Regions from separate parts of the Homo sapiens genome. Here region 1 is linked to region 2. The links are chromatin loops, found by intact Hi-C in ENCODE. Cell type or tissue: HepG2. All regions are shown on one strand. Links, peaks and the distances in the headings refer to the core of each region. The heading gives the core; the rest is flanking DNA. Region 1 overlaps SENP7 (SUMO specific peptidase 7). Region 2 has its middle 17 kb from the start of TRMT10C.

Region 1 (5,378 bases), core at 194-5,193, 78 kb after region 2:
AGTGCTGGGATTACAGGCGTGAGCCATCGCGCCCGGCCGTGATATCTGTTCTTTTACATTTGCTGAGGAGTGCTTTACTTCGAATTATGTGGTCAATTTTAGAATAAGTGTGATGTGGTGCTGAGAAGAATGTATATTCTGTTGATTTGGGGTGGAAAGTTCTGTAGATGTCTATTAGGTCTGTTTGTTGCAGAGCTGAGTTCAAGTCCTGGATATCCTTATTAACCATCTGTCTCGTTTATCTGTGTAATATTGACAGTGGTGTGTTAAAGTCTCTCATTATTGTTGTGTGGGGGTGTAAGTCTCTTTGTAGGTCTCTAAGGACTTGCTTTATGAATCTGGGTGCTCCTGTATTCTCTAAGGACTTGCTTTATGAATCTGGGTGCTCCTTTATTGGGTGTGTATATATTTAGGATAGTTAGCTCTTCTTGTTGAATTGATCCCTTTACCATTATGTAATGGCCTTCTTTGTCTCTTGATCTTTGTTGGTTTAAAGTCTGTTTATCAGAGACTAGGATTGCAACCCCTGCTTTTTTTTTGCTTTCCATTTGCTTGGTAGATCTTCCTCCATCCCTTTATTTTGAGCCTAAGTGCGTCTTTGCATGTGAGATGGGTCTCCTGAATACAGCACACTAATGGGTCTTCCCATCAGTGACTCTATCCAATTTGCCAGTCTGTGTCTTTTAATTGGGGTATTTAGCCCATTTACATTTAAGGTTAATATTGTTAGTGTGAATTTGATCCTGTCATTATGATGTTCGCTGGTTATTTTGCCCGTTAATTTATGCAGTTTCTTCATAGCACTGGTGGTGTTTACAATTTGGCATGTTTTTGCAGTGGTTGGTACCGGTTGTTTCTTTCCATGTTTAGTGCTTCCTTCAGGAGCTCTTGTAAGGCAGGCCTGGTAGTGACGAAATCTCTCAGCATTTGCTTGTCTGTAAAGGATTTTATGTCTCCTTCACTTATGAAGCTTAGTTTGGCTGGATATTAAATTCTGGATTGAAAATTCTTTTCTTTAAGAATGTTGAATATTGGCCCCCACTCTCTTCTGGCTTATAGGGTTTCTTCCGAGAGATCCACCATTAGTTTGATGGGCTTCCCTTTGTGAGTAACTCGACCTTTCTCTCTGGCTGCCCTTAACACTTTTCCCTTCATTTCAGCCTTGGTGAATCTGACAATTATGCGTCTTGGGGTTGCTCTTCTCACAGAGTATCTTTGTGGTGTTCTCTGTATTTCCTGAATTTGAATGTTGGCCTGCCTTGCTAAGTTGGGGAAGTTCTCCTGGATAATATCCTGAGGAGTGTTTTCCAACTTGGTTACATTCTCTCCATCACTTTCAGGTACAGCAATCAAATGTAGATTTGGTCTTTTCACATAGTCCCATATTTCTTGGAGGCTTTGTTTGTTTCTTTTTACTCTTTTTTCTCTAACCTTGTCTTCTTGCTTTATTTCATTAATCTGATCTTCAATCACTGATACCCTTTCTTCCACTTGACTGAATTGTCTATCGAAGCTTGTGCATGTGTCACGAAGCTCTCGTGCCATGGTTTTCACCTCCATGAGGTCATTTAAAATCTTCTCTACACTCTTTATTCTAGTTAGCCATTTGTCTAATGTTTTTTCAAGGTTTTTAGCTTCCTTGCGATGGGTTCAAACATCCTTCTTTAGCTTGGAATAGTTTGTTATTACTGATCTTCTGAAGCCTATTTCTGTCAGCTCGTTAAAGTCATTCTCCATCCAGCTTTGTTCCGTTGCTGGTGAGGAGCTGTGATCCTTTGGAGGAGACGAGGTGCTCCGATTTTTAGAATTTTCAGCTTTTCTGCTCTAGTTTCTCCCCCTTTGTGGTTTTATCTACCTTTGGTCTTTGATGTTGGTGACCTACAGATGAGGTTTTGGTGTAGATGACCTTTTTGTTGATGTTGATGCTATTCCTCTCTGTTTGTTAGTTTTCCTTCTAACAGTCAGGTCCCTCAGCTGCAGGTCTGTTGGAGTTTGCTGGAGGTCCACTCCAGGCCCAGTTTGCCTGGGTATCACCAATGGAGGCTGCAGAACAGCAAATATTGCAGAAGAGCAAATATTGCTGCCTGATCCTTCCTCTGGAAGCTTCGTCCCAGAGGGGCAGCCACCTATATGAGGTGTCTGTCATCCCCTAATGGGAGGCGTCTCCCAGTTAGGCTACACTGGGGTCATTGACCCACTTGAGGAGGCAGTCTGTCTGTTCTCAAAGCTCAAACGCTGTGCTGGGAGAACCACTGCTCTCTTCAGAGCTGTCAGACAGGGACGTTTACATCTGCAGAAGTTGTCTGCTGCCTTTTGTTCAGCCATGCCCTGCCCGCAGAGGTGGAGTCTAGAGGCAGTAGGCCTTGTTGAACTGTGGTGGGCTCTGCCCTGTTCTAGCTGCCCGGCCACTTTGTTTACCTACTCAAGCCTCAGCAATGGCGGATGCCCCTCCCCCAGCCAGGCTGCCGTCTTGCAGTTTGATCTCAGAGTGCTGTGCTAGCAGTGAGCAAGGCTTTGTGGGCGTGGGACCTGCCGAGCCAGGCACGGGGAGAGAATCACCTTGTCTGCTGGTTGCTAAGACCTTGGGAAAAGTGCAGTATTTGGGCGGGACTGTCCCATTTTTCCACGTAGCCTGTCACAGCTTCCCTTGGCTAGGAAAGGGAAGTCCCCTGACTCCTTGCACTTCCCGGGTGAGGCGACTCCCCGCCCTGCTTCAGCTTGCCCTCTGTGAGCTGCACCTACTGTCCAGCCAGTCCCAGTGAGATGAACCAGGTACCGAAGTTGGAAATGCAGAAATCACCCATCTTCTGCGTCAATCATGCTGGGAGCCGCAGACTGGAGCTGTTCCTATTTAGCCATCTTGGAATGCCCGATTTTGTGGCTTTTTGTAGTGATAACATGTGACTCCATTCTCTGTCTTATTTGTGTGTCTGCTCTACTATTGAGTTTTATACTTTTGTGTGTTTCTTTGAGAGTTTTAAGACTCTATTAAGCATTTTTGTAGTGTAGTGTGATAAATTCCCTTAGCTTTTGCTTGTCTGGGAAAGATGTTATTTGTCCTTCATTTTTGAAGGATAGGTTTGTGGATCTGGTATTATTGACTGACATTTTATTTTCAGCACTTGTAATATATCATCATATGCCTGTAAGGTTTCTGCTGAGAAATTTGTTTTTAATCTTATGGGGATTTTCTTATGTGTGATTTGATATTTTTCTTGCTATTTTTAGAATTGTGTCTTTGACTTTTCACAGTTTGACTATGATATACCTTGTAGAAGCCTTTTATGGATTGAATCTATTTGAGGAATTTTGTACTCCTGTATCTTCATGTTTTTGTCTTTTGCAAGACTTGGGAAGTTTTCAGCTATTATTTTTTTCAAATGTTTTCTTCCATTTCTCTTTCTTCTGAAACTCCCATAATTTGAATATTTGGTCGCTTTATGGCATCTCATATGTTATGTAGGCTTTCTTCATTTTTTAAAGTTGTTTTTTACTGTTATGTCTGAATGGGTTATTTTTTTAAAAATCTGTTTTCAAGTTCAGAAATTCTTCTGCTTAATTTTGTCTATTGTTGAGGCTCTCAACTGTATTTTATATTTCATTGAAATCTTCAGTTGTAGGACGTTTTAAATGATATCAATCTTTGTTGAATTTCTAATCGAGATCATAAATTGTTTTCATAATTTTTTGGATTATTTACTTTTTAAAAAATATCTCACTTAGTTTCTTTTGTATCAGAATTTTGATTTTTTTTCCAGCATTCCATACATTTCCTTTTCTTATGGGTCTCTTATTGGAAAATTATTTTGTTTCTTTGGAGGTGTCTTGTTTCCTTGCTTTTTCATGTTTCTCATGTCTTTTTGTTAGTGTCTGTGTTTATTTCAACAGCTGTTTTCTTCCAATTTACCATTAACATTGGTAGGGAAAAACTTTTTCCTATAGATATATTTATAGTGCTGGTTCTGTGAAGTGGTTTGTCTGATTTTTACATAGACACAGTCATGTAATCTTTTATGATTTTTTGGATTGTAACTCATGTCAGCAGTGTCACAGTTCCTAAGTGATGCAGACTGCTTTTGTTAATGGCAGCCATGGTGAGGCTTTGCTGAGCATGAGGACTCCAGGTGGGCTGTTCCTTAAGCACCAGTAGTAATGGCAGTGGGCTAGGTGGACTTGTCATTAGTTGCCTGAGTGGTGTGTGTGGATGCCAGTATGGCTGGGTGTGTTGAGCCAATCCCCAGACCTCTAAATGATTTGTGTAGGCAATGGCAGTGGCAGCTATAGGTGGAGTTGGCTTGTCCTCAGGTTTTTGGAAGGCATGTGTCTGAGCCAGTGGCGGGGGTGAGGGGGGTGGATTGATCCCTAGGCCTCTGGAGGATGATGTGCACAGGTGCTGATGGTGGGCAGAGTGGGTCTCCCTTCATGCCCCCTCCACCCCCCTAATGGTGTGTGTGGGTCTTGGTAGCAGTAGGTGGGTAGGTTGTTCCCTAGGAACCCTGATGATGTACATTGGTGACATTGAGGAATGTGGATTGATTTTTGTTTCTCCGGATGACATGTGTGGGTGCCAGTAGTGGTGGGTGGGCCACTTTAAGTTTTTTGTTATAATGTATTTTCATTCTTTTTTAAATAAAGCATAACATTAAATTTACATAAGCATCTGTTTCCTTTCTGTTCTTCAGATTGAATATTTCTATTGGTCTATCTATTTCCAGATCCACTTACCCCTTTTTAGTCTCCTTTCTGCTTTTTAGGCCAGCGGTCCCCAACCTTTTTGGCATCAGGTTTCATGGAAGACAATTTTTCTATGGATCCAGGTAGTGGGGCAGGTGGGATGGTTTTGGAATGATTCAAGCATGTTACATTTATTGTGCACTTTATTTCTGTTATTATTACATTGTAGTATATAATTAAATAAATATACAACTTACCATAATGTAGAATCAGTGGGAGACCTGAGCTTGATTTCCTGCAACTAGATGATCCCATCTGGAGGTGATGGGAGACAGTAACAGATCATCAGTCATTAGATTCTCATAAGGAGCATGCAACCAGTATCACTCATATGCACAGTTCATAATAGGGTTTGTGCTTTGAGAATCTAATGCTGCCACTGACCTGACAGGTGGTGGAGCTCAGGTGGTAATGTGAGTAATGGGGAGTGGCTGTAAATACAGGTGAAGTTTCAGTTGCTCACTTGCCGCTCACCTCCTGCTGTGCGGCCTGGTTCCTAACAGGCCATGGACCAATACCAGTCCATGGCCTGGGGTTAGGGACTCCTGCTTTAGGCCATTCAGTGCTTTTTAAAATTTGGTCATGTTACTTTGTAGTTCTCAAATTGCCATTTGTTTCTTTTTTAATTTTGTTCCTCTGTTGAG
Region 2 (5,378 bases), core at 193-5,192:
GGTGGGATCAGTTGGTTGCCAGAAAGTCTGAAAAAATCTCAAAAGACAAATCTTAGTGATGTTATCTATAGGAGCAATTGGGAAAGTCATAAATCCTGTGGCCACATGACTCCTGAGGAACAAGGGATTATAGAAACTATACTAGAATTCAGGCCCCTCCCATAATCCTAATCTTGTGGCCTTTCATCAATCTTATAAATGTGGTTTTCAATCTGTGAACAAGGAGGAGGTTAGTTTTAGAGAGGAACTATTATTGTCCTTGCTTTTAAGTTAAAATATAAATTCCTCCCATTGTTAGCTTAGGCTACACTGAGGAATAAGCATAGACAGCTTAGAGTTTAGAAGCAAGATGGAGTCAGCCATGTCAGACTTCTTTTACTATCATAATTTTGCAAAGGTTGTTGAAGGCCAGGCCTTTTTTGCTTTTTAAAACTTTAATGAAATGAAAGTCTTTGGACAACGACAGTCAGAGGCCAAACAAAAGAATTGTGCTGTACAGCAGGTACTCAAATAATATGGGTGTGGGTTTTCTCTTAGTACTCCAGTTTCCTTTCACAATCCAAAGATGTGCACATTAGGTTAATTGGCATGTGTACATTGTACCAATCAGAGTTAATTCAGGTGTGTGTGAGGGCACTGTGCAGTAGGATGATGTTCTGTTCAGGTCTGGTTTCTGCATTATGCCCTGAGCTGCTGGATAGACTCTGGCTATACCTGACCCTGAACTGGTGGAATAAATAGATTGGAAAATGAATGAAAGAGTTAATACAGATTATTGTAAAATAAAATTTGTAAATTATACAGTGATCATACAAAATGTATGACCATAAACAATGTGGTATGAAAGCGCTCAATGAGCCTGCCATGTTTGTGATTGTTATTGAACTGCATGGTGGGAGGAAGTGCTGTTTATGTCAGAGGCATTTGAACTAAAGCAACTCCATCTTTTTTTTTTTTTTTTTAAGACAGAGTTTTGCTTTTGTTGCCCAGGCTGGAGTGCAATGGCTCGATGTCAGCTCACCGCAACCTCTGCCTCCTGGGTTCAAGAGATTCTCCTGCCTCAGCCTCCAGAGTACCTGGGATTACAAGCATAGGCCACCATGCCTGGCTAATTTTTTTTGTATTTTTAGTAGAGACGGGGTTTCTCCATGTTGGTCAGGCTGGTCTCAAACTCCTGACCTCAGGTGATCCACCTGCCTCAGCCTCCCAAAGTGCTGGGATTACAGGCGTGAGCCACCATGCCTGGCCTGCAACTCCATCTTCTGTAGGGACTGGGTAAAATAAGGCTGAGACCTACTGGACTGCATTCCCAGGAGGTTAGGCATTCTTAGTCACAGGATGAGATAGGAGGTTGGCACAAGATACAGGTCACAAAGACATTGCTGGTAAAACAGCATGTGATAAAGAAGCCGACCAAAACCAAGATGGTGACCAAATTGACCTCTGATAATTCTCACTGTTCATTATATGCTAATTACAATGCATTAGGATGCTAAAAGACACTCGCATCAGCACCATGACAGTCTACAAATGCCATAGCAATGTTGGGAAGTTACCCTATATGGTCTAAAAAGGTGAGAAACGCTCAGTTCTGGGAATTGTCCTTTCCTGGAAAACTCATGAATAATCCACCCTATGTTTAGCATATAATAAAGAAATAACTATAAGTATTATCAGTTGAGCATTCCAAGCTGCTGCTCTGCCTATGCAGTAGCCATTATTTTGTTTCTTTACTTCTCTAATAAACTTGCTCTCAGTTTCTGGATTCGCTTCAAATTCTTTCTTGCATGAGATCCAATAACCCTCTCTTGGGGTCTGGTTTGGGACCCCTTTCCAGTAACCCCTTTCCAAAAACTTAACAGTTTTTGCTTTGCAAACGTTTATTTCTTGATTTAACCCAACACGCTTGTGACCTTCATCACTTACTGATTCACCAAAAGTTGGGCAATTATCTTGTTTTTATTAATCCTTTAAAAATGTATGTATAGCTCACATTTATTTCAGTGTTTAATATTAGATGTGTTTTTTCTCTTTATTTAGAAGTTTTGTAATGTTTTCGTTACTGGAAATATGCCTTAGGAACTTAACTCTTGTTTATATCAATTAGCCTAAGGTAAATTTGGTTTTATTATGCATTATTTAGCTTAAAGTCACAGCTTCAATAACCTATTGAGGAAAGAAAAATAGCTCAGAGCAGTCTCAGTTATGTGAGGTTTGCAAAATTTTTAAGCCCAGAGAAACATGAGTATGGGACTTTGGTCACATATACCCCCATTCTCATTGCTCCCCAACCCAGGCCCAGGGGTGTTTTTTTTTTTTGTTTTTTTTTTTTGTGACCGAGTCTTGCTCTGTCGCCCAGGCTGGAGTGCAGTGGTGTGATCTCAGATCACTGCAACCTCCGCCTCCTGGGTTCAAGCAATTCTCCTGCCTCAGCCTCCTGAGTAGCTGGGATTACAGGCGCCTGCCACCACGCCCAGTAATTTTTGTACTTTTAGTAGAGACAGGGTTTCACCATGTTGGTCAGACTGGTCTTGAACCCCTGACCTCGTGATCCACCCATCTTGGCCCCCCAAAGTGCTAGGATTACAGATGTGAGCCACCGTGCCCAGCTGCCAAGGGGTAATTGTTTAAAAGCATTTGTTCTCATGACTAGGTGCCTCACTTATTATTTTCATGCTCCTGCAATTTGAGATACAAAGAACAATGTATAGACGATCAATAGCATATGTTATTTTGATGTAAATTCTTGGTAAAAAATGTATGAACTGCCTCTTCCCTTTTGCTTTAAAAAGCCACTTGTAACTGCTGCTAATCAGAGTGTACATTTAGTACAACTTGAATCTATGATCCTGGGTAGCCATCCTTAAGCTTTGAGATCAGATAAACTATATTTAATCATATTTTCTGAATCTCATTATTTTAAGGTTGACACTATCTATGAAGTTAAATGAGGACTTACTGTGGTTTAATGCTTTGCAAAATTCATTGCTCTGTAATACCTTGGCTGCTTCCTCCTCTCTCTGCCTGAAGGTGGTGTCTTCTATTACCTGATTGCTCCAGGACTTAGGAAATGGTATATTATTGTTGGGAAAATACAATTAAAAGCAAAATCTTCCCAGCATTTTGGGAGGCCAAGGCAGGAGGATCACTAGAGCCCAGGAGTTCAAGACCAGCCTGGGCAACATAGTGAGACCCTGTCTCTCTTAAAAAAAAAAATCTCCCAACCCCAAAATCCTCTCCACAATGGTAGTAGAGATAGAAAACAGTTTCATTATTGAATGAGCATTAAACCACAATGTGATAGACATCATAGGCGACTCATTAAGAGATTGAAAAGACACAAGGAATCTCACCCCTTTATACTGACAAGCAGATGCAACCCATTACATGCATGTTTTCAAGAAAAACAAAAATAGGCTTCAAGTAAGAAAACTTGACAGCATATTTTGTCACATATAGTTCATCTTAAGTTTAGCATAATTGTTAGGAGGACCACCAGTGTTAGCTAATTGGTTTTATCCAAGTGAGAAGAAGCAAACTCCCTAAATCTTTTCATAAGGATATAGTTTTGAAGATTGGGCCAAGGCACCCTGCCCACCAAAATTCAGTTCTTACCCTCCCAGAAGAACTATGAGAGCTGTCTCCCTTGAATACGCATTTTGAAACATGACTCCCAGGTCCTAAATTGTGAGACTGAGAAGAGGTTTATTTAGCCATTATAAAGATGTAACATACATTTGAAAAGGACAGAGGATTAAATTCTGAAAGAAAAAGGAGAGGTCAGAGCTGTGCCTTCCCTTATTTCCACAGAAAAAAAAATTAAGTCTTTTACTTTTTTTTTTTTTTTTTTGAGTTAGAGTCTCACTCTGTCACCCAGGCTGGAGTGCAGTTGTGCAACCTCTGCTCACTGCAACCTTCACCTCCTGGGTTCAAGCAATTGTTGTGCCTCCGCCTCCTGAGTAGCTTGGATTACAGGCCCACACCACCATGCCCAGATAAATTTTGTATTTTTAGTAGAGATGGAGTTTCACCATGTTGGCCAGGCTGGTATCGAACTCCTGATCTCAGATGATCCGCCGGCCTCAGCCTCCAAAAGTGCTGGGATTACAGGTGTGAGCCACCATGCCCAGCCTGGGGCAATTATTTAAAAGGCATTTTATGCCTGACTAGCTACCTAAGCCATTATCTTCATGTTCCTAGAATTTGTGATACAAAGAAAAATGTATAGACAATCAGTAGTTTATTTTAATGTAAATACTTGCTAAATAATTTAGGAACTGACTCTTCTTTTCTGCTTTAAAAACCCACTGTTACTACTGCTAATTGAAGTGTATATTCAGGGCAACTTGAATGTATGCTCCTGGGTGGCCATCCTCAATCTTTGAGCTCTAGTAAACTCTATAGGTAATCATACTTTCTAAATCTTTTTATTTAAGGTTGACACATTATTGTAAAACAACAGGAAGATTGGTCTTATGAAATGCACCACTTCCTTTACTACAGGAGGAAAAGATAAATATTTCAGTTTGAGTCTTTGGGTGAACAAAACAGTGGTTTAGCTAACAACCTCCTTTTGTTGCTTTTCTCAGGGGTGGAACTATGGGGCTGATAATATCCATCATAACTCACACTTCATGTAAGGTAGATTCAACTTTCTCTTTTTTTTTTTTTTTTTTTTTTTGAGATGGAGTTTTGCTCTTGTTGCCCAGGCTGGAGTGCAATGGCATGATCTTGGCTCACCCCACAACCTCTGCCTCCCGGGTTCAAGTGATTCTCCTGCCTCAGCCTCCTGAGTAGGTGGGATTACAGGCCTGTGCCACCATGCCTGGCTAATTTTGTATTTTCAATTGAGATGGGGTTTCTCCATGTTGGTCAGGTTGGTCTCAAACTCCAACCTCAGGTGATCTGCCTGCCTCAGCCTCCCAAAGTGCTGGGATTACAGGCATGAGGCACTGTGCCTAGCCAGATCTAACTTTTTTAATGTAAACCAAAAATAAAATTATAAGCCCCCAACTGACTGATGGACCCTCCTCTTGGCCAAGGGCATTCCAAAATTAATCTGAAAAACTAGTTCAGGCCATGATGGGAAGTGGAGGGTGGTAAGTGTTAGACATGCCTCACACATGACCAACATTAACATAAACATAGAGACCTTAAGACTGATAGAACAGACTCCAAGTCTGATAAGAAACATCTATAATCTATTCTCTCTGAAGCCTGATACCTGGAGGCCTTATCTGCATGATGAAACCTTGGTCTCTACAACCCCTTATCATAACCCAGACATTTCTTTCTATTGATTCCAGGTCTTTAGATAATAACTCTTTAAACCAATTGCCAATCAGAAAATCTTTAAATTTCTAAAATGTATGACCTGG

What was found. Peaks named below come from ENCODE experiments on the same cell type or tissue, not always from the same donor. Only the 100,000 strongest peaks of a DNase experiment are listed, where the experiment ranks them.
Region 1: a loop joins it to region 2, with 2.4 times the contacts of the local background. A loop is called at or near these places in 2 of 110 quality-filtered maps.

Annotation. Positions count from the first base shown.
Region 1 is chr3:101,464,203-101,469,580 of GRCh38, reverse strand. All of the region lies in intron 3 of SENP7 (SUMO specific peptidase 7), which reads left to right. Among named protein-coding and RNA genes, the nearest start is that of SENP7, 46 kb to the left of the region's middle. RefSeq lists enhancers at 1,939-2,485, 2,486-3,033. In HepG2, for the core only: no CTCF peak of the experiment used is centred there; a DNase peak (open chromatin) is centred at 2,470; H3K4me3 peaks cover 1,343 bases.
Region 2 is chr3:101,542,314-101,547,691 of GRCh38, reverse strand. No RefSeq gene overlaps it. Among named protein-coding and RNA genes, the nearest start is that of TRMT10C, 17 kb to the left of the region's middle. In HepG2, for the core only: a CTCF peak has its summit at 3,045; no DNase peak of the experiment used is centred there.